Linked DNA regions of Homo sapiens: region 2 is linked to region 1. The links are chromatin contacts, found by Hi-C or POLR2A ChIA-PET in ENCODE. All regions are on one chromosome and are shown on one strand. Each heading gives the region's core, a stretch centred on a gene start or an enhancer-like site at or near the end of the contact. The rest is flanking DNA. Distances are from core to core; before and after follow the strand shown.

The links. Hi-C counts contacts between places; a loop is a spot of excess contacts on that map. ChIA-PET counts read pairs that join two places held with the same protein, here RNA polymerase II (POLR2A). Pooled maps may share reads with other maps.
Region 2: a loop to region 1 is called in a map of naive thymus-derived CD4-positive, alpha-beta T cell, with 24 times the contacts of the local background. The contact joins the promoter of CHIC1 here to the promoter of BRWD3 in region 1. A Hi-C loop is called at or near these places in 1 of 168 maps with a recorded cell type or tissue (naive thymus-derived CD4-positive, alpha-beta T cell) and 6 of 50 pooled maps. POLR2A ChIA-PET finds 5 or more read pairs at or near these places in 1 of 52 experiments (CD4-positive, alpha-beta T cell).

Annotation. Positions count from the first base shown.
Region 1 is chrX:80,806,023-80,812,136 of GRCh38, forward strand. BRWD3 (bromodomain and WD repeat domain containing 3) reads right to left here and starts at 3,855. Exons shown (of 41, transcript NM_153252.5): 1 at 3,419-3,855; 2 at 3,224-3,282; 3 at 2,991-3,020; 4 at 2,517-2,576. The coding sequence starts at 3,449. It overlaps LOC124905202 (a long non-coding RNA gene), which reads left to right and starts at 2,786. Exons shown (of 2, transcript XR_007068278.1): 1 at 2,786-3,271; 2 at 6,089-6,114. RefSeq lists an enhancer at 4,090-4,169.
Region 2 is chrX:73,561,005-73,567,118 of GRCh38, forward strand. It overlaps CHIC1 (cysteine rich hydrophobic domain 1), which reads left to right and starts at 2,193. Exons shown (of 6, transcript NM_001039840.4): 1 at 2,193-2,576. The coding sequence starts at 2,281. It also overlaps the pseudogene MAP2K4P1. RefSeq lists a silencer at 2,113-2,172.

The DNA.
Region 1 (6,114 bases), core at 2,605-5,104:
AAATAATTTTAATCAAAAATATTACTGACAAACTTAGCAATCAAACCAACACTGCACATTCACTTCTCAGCCACTACACTTCTGTTCAAATTATCACTCAACCCTGCCCATCTTCTCTTACAAAGAAGTCCATAGGTAGAGAACAGACATGTAAAAGAAAACCATGGTATCTAAACTATAATGTTCAAACAACAGAACAAACTCTGTGTACGTAAAAAAAATAGAAAATATAAAAACAGAAAAGAATATTTAAAAGATACGTTAAAATTGAGTATATGTAAGAATTAACAATTTTATTTAATTCCTTAAAGGTTAAGCCTCACTAGTAATGAAAAAAAAAGAGCTACTTAAGTCAACCAGGAGCTATTGCCATCTATTAAATATTAAAGAAACTGAATGATTTAAAGCTATTAAAAAACTCACTCTAAATACCTAGATGATGACATTATAAATTAGTACAATCTTCTGGAGAGCAAACAATATATGACAAGAGCTATAAAACTCATGAGACCCTTTGACCTGGTAACTCCACTTTAGGGAATAAAGTCCAGGAAAATAACTGGGGGCAGAAGGGATAGGGGAGAAAGTAAAAAGCAGAAAAAGACCACCTAACTATGCAAAGTTATTAGTAAAAATCTGGAAGTAGCTCAAATGCTCAACTGGAAGCTTGGTTCAAATCATATCGTACCTTAAATACAACTGAATTTTTTCTTACCATTAAAATAATGATGACTATTCAAATACACAAGTACATTTTTAAATGTTAAGAAAAATATGAAGCATAAAATGGACACTGATCACAATTATGTAAAAATGTCTTTACAATATGAGGAAAAGTCTAGTAAACTGGGTTGTTGGGGTTTTTTTGGTGAGGAGACTATTTTTTAATTACTTTGATTTTCATTTCCTTTTTATCACTGTCAAGTTAGTTTCAAAAAAGCTTTTTCCTTTTAATCTCCTTTGCCACTTGCTTAAAATAACACATATAGGCTGTGAGAAGGACAAATGTAAAGGAAAACATTTTCAATACACCTCAGTATTAAAACTATATATAAAAACCTGTATCAGTCATTAAGTGTTAAAACATATTAGTAGGCACTGTTGTTTTTGCCTCTTTTAGGGGGAGGGAAAGACTTAAGTCCAACAGAAAGACTGACTACAAATTAACCTGGCAGTACATGAAGTTTTTCAAAACTAATTTTTCTCCATCTGAGAAATTGTTACTATTAATAATACAGATGGTCGAGTTTACCCTTATCACAATTATACCATTTTCTGTGATTTGCAAAATATAAGAAAACTATACAGTCGGTAGACTTGATAATAATAATGTGGCCTCACTGTTGTAAGATAACACAAACAAAAATAACAAAATGAACATTGAAGCAATTTAAATATAGTCTTATTGCAAGCAAATTTTAAATCATTTATATTTAGAGTCTATCATACACCGCCAACTTTCTTTAACTTTGTCCGATTTTCCTCCACTTGGATCTTACTTGAAGGAAAGATAGCTGAATTTAGATTTTAGTAACATCATTCCTTTCTCCTTTCACTACCCTCCAATGCACTGTGGCAGCAGCTAACACAAGGGAACCTCCCCCGCAAAATAAAAAGGATCACCTGTTTTTGTGTGTCAATGCTGAACACAAGGTACATTTATACTATGAATTATATTTGCAGGAGAAACAACATAGACCAATGCCTTTGGTCCTTCACTAAAGTATATTCCATTTTTAAATATGTCCATTGTTGTCTCCTTGTAAACCCAAAATCGTGTTTCACCAATTCTCAAAAAGTGATAACTCAGTTTCTATTTAGTGAAAACGGGTCTATGCAAATGCGACTTAACTGATAATTGAATGAGCTTATAAAATCGGAGATACGTAACGATTATGCTTTTACTCAGTAGACCATTACCTAACCGGCAAAATTTGAAATTGGCTTGACGCTCCTTATTATTTTTAATTATGTCGTTTTTCCTAATCCCTGGTCCGTCAATTCCCCTCCAGAGCCCCTTCCTCCCACGCCTCCCCCCTGCCCCCCCGCCCCCCCCAAAAAAGACCAAGCCTGGCCTTAGTTCCCGTATTTCAGGCCAGGACCAACCAGAAACCAGTTTTCTTCCACTAATCCGGAACTCCGGGCTGTTACCAACGCTGTCATTGGCCAGCGTCAGACCTTAGTACGTGCCCCAAGATAACCCCTTGGTTTCTCTCCCTTTTCCGCCTACAATGGGCCTTCCCCAATGTTTGTAACATATTCATAATCCACAACACGGCACCTCTGATAATCAACTCACATTCTTCAAAGTTTTCGGGTGGAAACAAGCAGGGCCAAGGGGAGGGCAAGGTACCCTTTTTCCGACTAGCAGGGATGGGGGAAGGGGCAGTCGTTCTTTGGCTCTGCACCGAGCTCTAGAACCTCGTCGGCTGAGAGGTGGGGGGCGGGTTGGGGGTACAAGGTGGGGAGGGAGTGGTGAAAGAGTTAGGTTAAGTTGAAATGAAAACTTTACTCACCAGATCCTCGAAGCTTCTTCGGTGCTCTTTCCCCTCCCAATCTAAGCGGCGCGGAATCAGCTGGGGGCCGGACGAAAAGAAAGGGGGAAGCGGAGGCAAATGATGAAGGAAAAGCCTCCGCTCCCCATCAACTGGACCCAACCTGTGTCCCAGTCCTCAACACTTTACCGTCTTTATTTCTCTCGGCCTGATAGCTATTGGCTCAGAGCTAGACAAGTATATGGGGGGGGGGGGGAAGGGGGGTCGAGAAGGAAATCCTGAAAAACTGCCTCCCACAAGCATAAAGCGGGGACGAGTTAAGACCCCAGCGTTGTCTGCCCCTTTTGAGGGAAGAAGCCAATTCACCCCGGTGACAACAGCTACGGGTACCCAGATCGAAGCCTCTATCCCAGCCCGTCTTCCGCCCCTGACTTGCCCTCCCCTTCCTCCAGTCTCACCTCAACCCTCCCCACCCTTCCCGAAGGGGCTCCGTACCTGATGCTCCTCGAGCTCCTGCACTAGCACCTGAGCAAAAGGGAAACACAGATATGAGGAGCAGCTCGGGCCATCAACCCATTCCTCCCTCCACACTTAAAGCCCAGCCGCTGACCGTTTGACTAGTCAAGGCCGGCCTTTCCCTCACCCTCAACGGAACTGCTCGTCCCGCTGCCTCGATTTCCCCACTGGGACCATTCACCACGACTCCCAGATCTCTTTCTTCCCCTTACCTGAGCGGATTTGTTGCAGGGTCCAGACTGCAAGAACCTAGCGATCAGGTAATACAGCTCTGGGGAAGAGGGGGGAAAAGAGGTTCAGAGGGAGGTAGAGAAGAGAAATAGAAGCTTTTTCAAAAGAAACTGACAGCCTTCGCGCTAAGCCCCCATTCCCTTAGCACCCCCCCACCCCCCGACACAGCTACCCACCGGCTTCGATCTGGGTAGGTGCTGCCGCCATCCTTTTCCCGAGGGGGTTTGGGGGCTTCGCTCCGGAGGGGCTGGCGGGGGCGGGTGGGGGCGCTGCCTCTATTGTGGTGAAGCCCCCATGCCCGGGAGTCCCGCCGCTTCCGCCGCACTCCTCGTCCTAGTTTCGCTCTCTCTCGAATTCATCGCATCACGTTTCGACCCATAGATATTCTAGCCCAAGAGCTGAGGAGGCGGAGGAGGAAGGAGAGGAGAGGGAGAGGGAGAGAGAGAGTGAGTGAGTGAGAGAGAGAGAGAGAAGAGAGAGAGAGAGAGAGGAAAAAGAGAGAGAGAGAGAGAGAGAGAGAGAGAGAGAGAGAGAGAGAGACGCGGGGGGTGGGGGGGCGGAGAGAGAGAGAGAGAGAGAGATAGACGGAGCGAGAAGAGGGAGGAGCCGAAGTGGCGAAGAGGTGGGCGGGGGCAAAGGGGGTGGAGAGAGGGGAGGGTAAAAATGGTGATAGGGTTTTGCAGCGCTCATAGTTCCCCGCTAGAGGCACTAATACAGCAGCTGAGCCTAGACTCTCCCGGAGCCCGATGGTTGCTTAGCTACAGCTCTGGGAAGGAGGGGGAGGTGCTAACTGACGGCCGACGCTCTGGCAGCCGCCTTGGAACTCTGTGGTGGCATTCGCGTCTGCGAGCTCCGGAGTGACTTTCCCTTCCTGTGAAGGCAATCCGGCCCTTTCCGGTGGAGGACCCTTCCCCCTGGGTTGATCTTGAGGAACTTAAGAGACGGTGTTTTGACTCGACTCCTTTCCCCTTTTTCCTCCCGGTACCAAAGCGGTTTTGTTTGCTGTTTATACTCTACCCCGTGGAAAGGCGGCTAGCTGGCTAAAGGGTTTTATGCCTGGGGGAGGATGAGTCGCTATTTGGTCGTGACTTGTTTCTGTTTAAAATTATTATTATTTACCAAATGAAAATGTTGTACTTACCAGTCCAAAGTGCGGGGCTTATATTGTTAGAAGACCACTTAAAATGCTCCTGGATTCTGACAAATATTGCATGAGAAATTTGCAATCAGCCGTGAAGCATGTTTCCCCTTCTGAAAGTTTAACACGTGCCGTATCTACGGCTGGGATCTAACACATCCCATTCCTACAGGGTAATTTCCTATTGTGTTTTCAAATACTACTAAAGTACTTTAACCAAGAGTTTTCAATAATCTTTATGTATTATTGCCTATCTCTATGCAAGGTATCAATAGTTTTCTACAGGTTCGGGACTACACTGTTTAATATATAACCCCAACCCTTGGTACCGCACTGACCTTCAGTATTTGGTTGCTGAAATCTTCAATGATGAAAGGGGTTGGTATGATAATTGACACAGATTAGTAAACCGGGTCCTTTTCTTCCCTACTTTCCCGTAACATCCTGTCCCCACCCCACTCCCTCACCTAAACCTGATGAGACCAGAAATGCATTTTAAGTTGCATGTATTATTTACATTGAAATATTACAATTTGAAGGTTCATCTAAATTTAAGGCTATATTCTTGGGAATTGGGTTTCCTCACTCAGCTCTGCCACTGACCACAGTGGGCCTTGAATTTCTAAGTTGACATAAACTTAGCCTAGGTTGATTAGCTCTCACTTGTAATTTTTTTTTTTCCTCAGAAAGCAATAACCACAGGAGGTAATTGTGAAGTGATAGGCTTATCTTTGGTTGTTATTGCCATGGAACTTGACAAAACAAATATGAATAATTGATACAACAAAATGATATAAAAAGATACATGAGACCTAGACAACTCATTGCAAGTAGTTTAGCAAAATACCAGACTGAATAATTTTATAGTTGAAGTATAATGTACAGGTTGAGTATTCTTTATCCAAAGTGCTTGGGACCAGAAATGTTTTGGATTTTGGACTTTTTCAGATTTTGGAATATTTGCATATACATAATGAGATATTTCAGCTATAGGACCCAAGTCTAAATTTGAATTTCATTTGTTCCATTTATACCTTATACACATAGACTGAAGATAATTTTATATAATATTTTCAATAACTTTGTGCACGAAACAAAGTCTTGACTGCCTTTTGACTGTGATCCTCCACTTGAGGTCAGATGTGGAATTTTCCATTTGTGGCATCATGTTGACACTCAAAAATTTTGGATTTTGGAGCATTTTGAATTTTGGATTTTTAGATTAGGGATGTTTGACCTGTATGTAACAGTTAACACTTAACAAGCCATTATCATGTCCTCAGCACTTTTACGTGCTTACCTCATTTAATCTTTACAATGACCCTAGGAGATAGGTTCAATTGTTATTCTCATTTTACAAATGATAAAAATGACTATGAATTTGGTCCACTCACAGCCTGTGAACCTCATTCCTCACCTGTAAAATGTGAATAATAAATAGTATTTGCCATGTCTACTTCAAGGAATTGTTATAAAATTCGTGTGAAAATGTATTTGTGTACTCTTTCAAAATTTATGTGGCAGTTATTCCATGATCACCTCTGTATCAGTCAGTTCAATTATTAATGATAACAGGAAATTGGAATAATGAGGGCTTAGCTAGCAAGAAGTAAAGAGAACTCTAAATACTACAGATGTAGCAGGTATATAATAGTAGATATGATAGCCACTACCCCTGGAACTGAGATAAAGCATTCTCTTCCCTTAGCTGAGATCCAGACCTTCTTAGAGAGA
Region 2 (6,114 bases), core at 943-3,442, 7.2 Mb before region 1:
TTGCACTCATTACAAAGTCCACCCCCTACTCCTTTCCCTTCCTGTACTTCAAATAGCCTTTCCTAGCCTAATCTTGAGTGTGAGGAGAAACTACCATTTAAGCAGTAGTCAGTGAAATACTTTTCCCTCTAGACACAGACTTAGTGGACCTTCGTGGATAAGATATTTGGAAAAATTTTAAATGTCATTTACAGTTTTTTTTTTTTGCCTCTTGAAAGAGAAGAACTGTTGCAAAGTATTAATTTTGATCTTAACTCTGACACATTTATTAACACCCCAAAAAAGCAAAGATATATATGTCTTGCCAGAAGGCTATACAAAATATTTTAAGGTTCTATCTTCTATAATTCCTGGCTAGTAGATACAGTTATCTAAACTACAAAAAGTTATAATTTGTTGCTTATTGATAATGTTATGACTTTTTTTTTTTTTTTTTTGAGACGGAGTCTCGCTCTGTCGCCCAGGCGGGACTGCGGACTGCAGTGGCGCAATCTCGGCTCACTGCAAGCTCCGCTTCCCGGGTTCACGCCATTCTCCTGCCTCAGCCTCCCGAGTAGCTGGGACTACAGGCGCCCGCCACCGCGCCCGGCTAATTTTTTTTGTATTTTTAGTAGAGACGGGGTTTCACCTTGTTAGCCAGGATGGTCTCGATCTCCGACTTATTTTTAAAGTTCCCTAAATAAACCAACTTTTGAATAAAAATGGGCTTTTCATTTTAATAACACATACTCCTTGATGATAATGGTTTGATTCATTTCTCTTACAGAACTAATTTCTTCCTACTTCACACACATTAAATGCTTTGTTTATACTGATAATGTCGTGCTCATCCTAAATTAAAGTTTGACTATGTCTGTTTCCCCAGAGACACACCATCTGATTGGGATGCAGCCGTAGAGTAGCAGAAAGAGCAGTGAAGCTGGTATTAGAATGCCTGGATTACAGTGTTTGTTCTGTTACTTAGCAGCTGTGTGACTTTACTGTCTTAATGATATGGATTTTTGTGCTGCTGCCAAGTATGAAACAGTTTGGCACACTATTTAGATACGCAAAATATGTGATCCCCACAACATTTTAGTGAGTGTAAAGAAGATAGGATAGACCATTTAAAATGGAAAATTTTGAACAAAAGGTCACCATAGACTTGAATAAATTACTTAAACTTCTGAGACCCACTTTTGTCATGTAATAAAATAGATATAATGATACTTACCTCTCAGGATTAAGGGTTAACTGAAATATTGTATGTGAGGGTCTAGCTCAGTGTCTGGAAAATGGATGATGTTAATTAAGGTTTCCTTAGGTTGGAATGCTCCTTTCACCCCCTCCATCCGCCCCCTCCCCCAAAAAACACTCCAAAATTCAAACATGCATATTCTGATTCATCTTTTAAGGAAGAGCCCAAGAGGCACCATTCTACAAAATCTTTCCAAACAACTTCAGGCAGTACAGCCCTTTGGTTAAGAGTACTGGGCTTCTGGAATCAGAAGAGACCACCAAATTTAAAACCAGGTCTCCCATTTAGTAGCTCCCTGACACTGGACAAATTACTTATTTTCTCTGCACCTAGATTTCCCATCTGTAATATAAAATCATCATGATACATACCTCATAGGGTTGCAGAGGATTAAATGAGATATACATACAGAGCACTTAGCACAGTCCCTGAGTTAATAAGTCCTCCGTTAAGTATTACATAGGAGAAGTAGTAAAAAGTTTCCTCTTAAGTAAAATGCTAATAAAAGTGCTTACCCTGCCTCCCAAGATTGTGGCAAAGTTATGACGCAAGGCTTTTAAACTGTAATGCTGAACAAACGTAAGGGATTGGTATATACCTTGAGATATTTTGGACAAAGTTCTAACCTTACTTTTATACAATATGCTTTCTCTCACCCGCCTGCAGTTGGGTTAATAATGCCCAGCATTAATTAATAAGCAATAAAATCAGAAGATACCCCGAATACAAGTAGCTGACGCTCAGAGAGCAGTATTAAGGCGAGCACCCGCAGACCGGACCTGGATAACTCCTTGGAGTTCACCTCTAGCGGCCCCCTCCCCTTGGAGCTGCGCAAGCGTACACTGACTTTGCTCCTCTCTAGTGCCCCCGCCTCCAGCAGCCGCCCCCCCACCCCCCCGTCTGCCCAACACGCAGGCGCGTCTCCTCAAATCCTGTCCCTACACCCCTCCTCTTTCTCTTCATTTCGTTCCCCCTCCTCTTGCAGCACCTCGGCAGGTTCAAACTCTTCTCCGGGAGCGTGGCGGCGATCGCGAGGTCACGTGATGAGCATCCTGCTGCCCAACATGGCGGAGTTCGACACCATCTCGGAACTGGAGGAGGAGGAGGAAGAAGAAGCGGCAACGTCGTCGTCGTCGCCGTCGTCGTCGTCGTCGGTATCTGGGCCCGACGATGACGAGGAGGATGAGGAGGAAGAGGAGGAAGAGGAGGAGGAGGAAGAAGAGGAGGAGGAGGAAGAGGAGGAGGAAGCGCCGCCCCCGCCTCGGGTAGTGAGCGAGGAGCATCTGCGGAGATATGCTCCCGACCCTGTATTAGTGCGGGGTGCCGGCCACATCACTGTGTAAGCGAGAGGGGGTCTTGGGACTTGAAATGCCTGAGATTTGGCAACAGAGGAATGAGAAGTGATCGAGGGGCCTGTGGAGTGGGGGAGGGTTGACTGATTGACTGAGGCGTACACTTAGGAAAGGACACCTGGTCTAAATGGGGAAACCATGGGTGGATACGTGTGAAGGAAGTGAGGAGAATGTAAATATGATGCACCAATGCCAGGTAAAGAGTGAGTATAGGAGAGGGAAGTTAGGGGTTTGGGAGCCAGAGCGATTGGAGTAGGGGTGAGTCTCCTTTCTTGTATGTATGCTGGCAAGTGAACAGTCTCTAAACTGCAGGATGTACCAGAGGGTTTTTTGCTGACAAGATTGATACTTTGTGGGAAACAGCAATTGCTGTGACATGTGACAAGAACTAGGCTTGCATTCTTCAAAACAGAAACATGATATATTTTGTGAATAATAATAGAATGTTCATTCACCCACGTATTCATCCATCCATTCTTCCTATCGAATCCTTCCTTATATATCACTCGATTAGAGGTTCAGGATGAGAGGCAGCTATGGAAAGTAGAAAAAGAAATGGATTGAGTCAGGGCTCTTAGACGCTGGTCCCGGTTTTGCTTCTTACTGGCCCTGTGACCTTGGTCAGGTTGCTTTTTCTCATTTCTGCGCCTTGATTTCTTCATCTCTAAAATGAAGGGTTTGGAGTAGATGGTTTCTAAAGCTTTTCAGTTCTGAGATAATTTACCTCCAAGGGATTTTGTATGCCCAAGTATGAAATATACAGGCATTAAATATATATGGAAATTAATACTTTGGGAGCTGAGCATAATTTCTTTAAAATTTATCCAGGGTGGTTTTTTAAAAAATTGAAATCTTGAGGAAAAATTGAATATTTCAGAAAATAAAATGGGGAGGGACTTCATAACAGCTACAAGGCAAAAATGTTGATGATTCTCCGGGATTTAAAGAGTGCTTCCTCATTTTTATTTGCTTGGACCATAACTATTTGGAAGTTTGAGTACTGTGTCATGTTCATCCTCTGAACTATGCTATCTTTTACTGCATTTTCAAAATAGGTTGCCTTTTGTTGTTATGTCATGCTGCCTCTGGTTTTGATAATGGCTCACCTAGTCCCTTTGACTTTCAATTGAGTTCATGTTACATTAAATCATATATATGCTACCTCCCTTATATTAGCTTCAATTTTTAACATGTTGAGTTTTTTTTTTTTTTTTTTTTTTTGAGACAGAGTCTCACTCTTTTGCCCAGGCTGGAGTGCAGTGGCGCAATCTTGGCTCACTGCAGCCTCTGCCTCCCAGGTTCAAGCAATTCTCCTGCCTCAGCCTCCTGAGTAGCTGGGACTACAGGCGTGATATGTTGAGTATTTTAATTGTAATATACTTTCGTAATCTTTGCATCAAATATATTAACAAATATTTTGAAATTGGGGAAGTGTTGGGGGAGGGTTTTAGAGCTGCTTTTTGATTAGGAAATTTTAAGACAATTTTTCTTGGTCCAAGAATTTTGCAGATAGCCTACAATATTCAGATGCCAACTTATTGCACGGTTTTACTTCCATTCCTTTTGTCACTAGGGAGACAATTTATTACTCAAACTAATTATGATGGCTGGTACCAAAGGTTACTTTTATGCAGATTATGTTACATGACCGTTTAGTCCATAATTTTATACTCCAACATTCCACCTCCACATTTGCAAAATTCAGGCAAAGGAGAAGGAACAAGAAAATAAAATTTAAGTTACCTGAAATTTATTTATGGTTCCATTCGACCCTGCACAGGTACTTACCAACCTATTTGCTTCATTAGAAGAACACTGACACTTGCCATGCCCAGGCCCTTCTGATTGGTATAATGTCCTTCTAATTAGGAGCATGCGGGTAGTACTGTTGGTATTCATTGACTGAAACCAAAACCTGAAAAGAAGCAAACCAGTACTAGACTCACTAACCATTGTATATACTTTGGAAACTTATTTAGTTTTGTTGTACACATTCTTATACCTAGAAATCACATATGATATTAAATGTCTTGGGATTTGAAAGAGATTACATGTCTTGGAGAAAATTTAACTGGATCTGAGAAATGGGTCTTTGTATGGTAGTGAAGCCTTCCTTTTATCAGTTAAAGTAATATCCTTATGAAGTAGGTAATCTTATTCTGCGACTTCTAAAATATCAACTTCTGTTTATTTTTTTTCTGGCATAGGAGTGTTAGAGTTGCCTTAAACTATATACCCTATCTGAATGAAATATTTAATATTCTCTACCAGCCCTGATTTTTTTCCATTCTTTGTGCAGCCTTCTGTTGTATAGAGCATTTTGTTTCTTCTCAAAGTTTAAAATTTGAGAGCCCTCACCTCAAACTCAGTATATTTTAAGCTCAACATCCTCTCCACATTGCCCGTGCTTTTCATTTGTTTCATTTCTTTCCTTGATGCCACCATTCTGATCTCCCAGGGTAACATTCAAAACCTTTGAGTCATTTTGACTCTTCCTTCTCCTTGAATTGCCCTGTGTCAGTCTGCCCCAGAATTATATCATCATAGTTTCTGAAATATCTCTTAGATTTTTCATTTTCTCATTCCTATTTGGCACCACTCTAGTTTGGGTTGCCATCATCTCCTGCTTGACTTATTGCCACAGTCTGCTGCCTCTCCCTACTCCAGTCCATCCTGTGTGCTTGTGCCAAACTAATTTTCTTAAAACACAGTTTAATCATGTCACTTTCCTGCTGAAAACCTGCATTGGATATTAATTAGCTCTGAGTTTCTGTGCCATCTTCCTTCAATCTCAGAGTTCAAGGAGACCCTCCATTTGTCCAATGCTCACCTGTCCATTTGTGCCTTCCATACCTTTCTCTTCCAGCCTCCTCCCAGATCTTGCTCAACCAGGCCTCCCATCTCTCCAGTATTACCTCTCTCAGCCTGTACCCATATTCAGTCTCTAATTTTTAAAAAACAAAATAAGACAAAAGCCTTCCTATGCCCATGTTCCCTTTAGCTACTATCCAATCTCTCTTTCTTATCCTTCAAATTTCTAAAAAAGTAGCTACATTTACCTTATCTGTTTTCTCTTTACCCCTCTCTGATCTGGATTCTGCTACCAAAACCACAGAGGAGCTATCCTTAATTAATATCACTGTGACCCTCTTGTTGCTAAATTACTGGACATCTTTCATTCCCTATCCTTCAGGTTCTCTCTGCTGCATTTGACACTTATGATGATTTCTTCTTTTTCAGAAGCTTCTACTCCAGGGTTCACAAACACACAGGCCTTCAGAGGCAAGGCAGGTCACAGAAAATAGTGCAGCATAAGGAGACATGGGGCTTTAGTTGAACTGAAAGTTATACGTCTCAATTAATGGTATTCAAATTCTAATTTAAGAAAAAACATTTTGCCAGCCAAAAAAATCACAGAACTCCTTGGCCACTTCATTCTCCTGGTGTTCCTTTTATTTTTCTGGCAGTTTCTTAACTGTTCATTCATGGGCTTCTCTTCCTTCTTGACCCTTAAATACCAGCAAT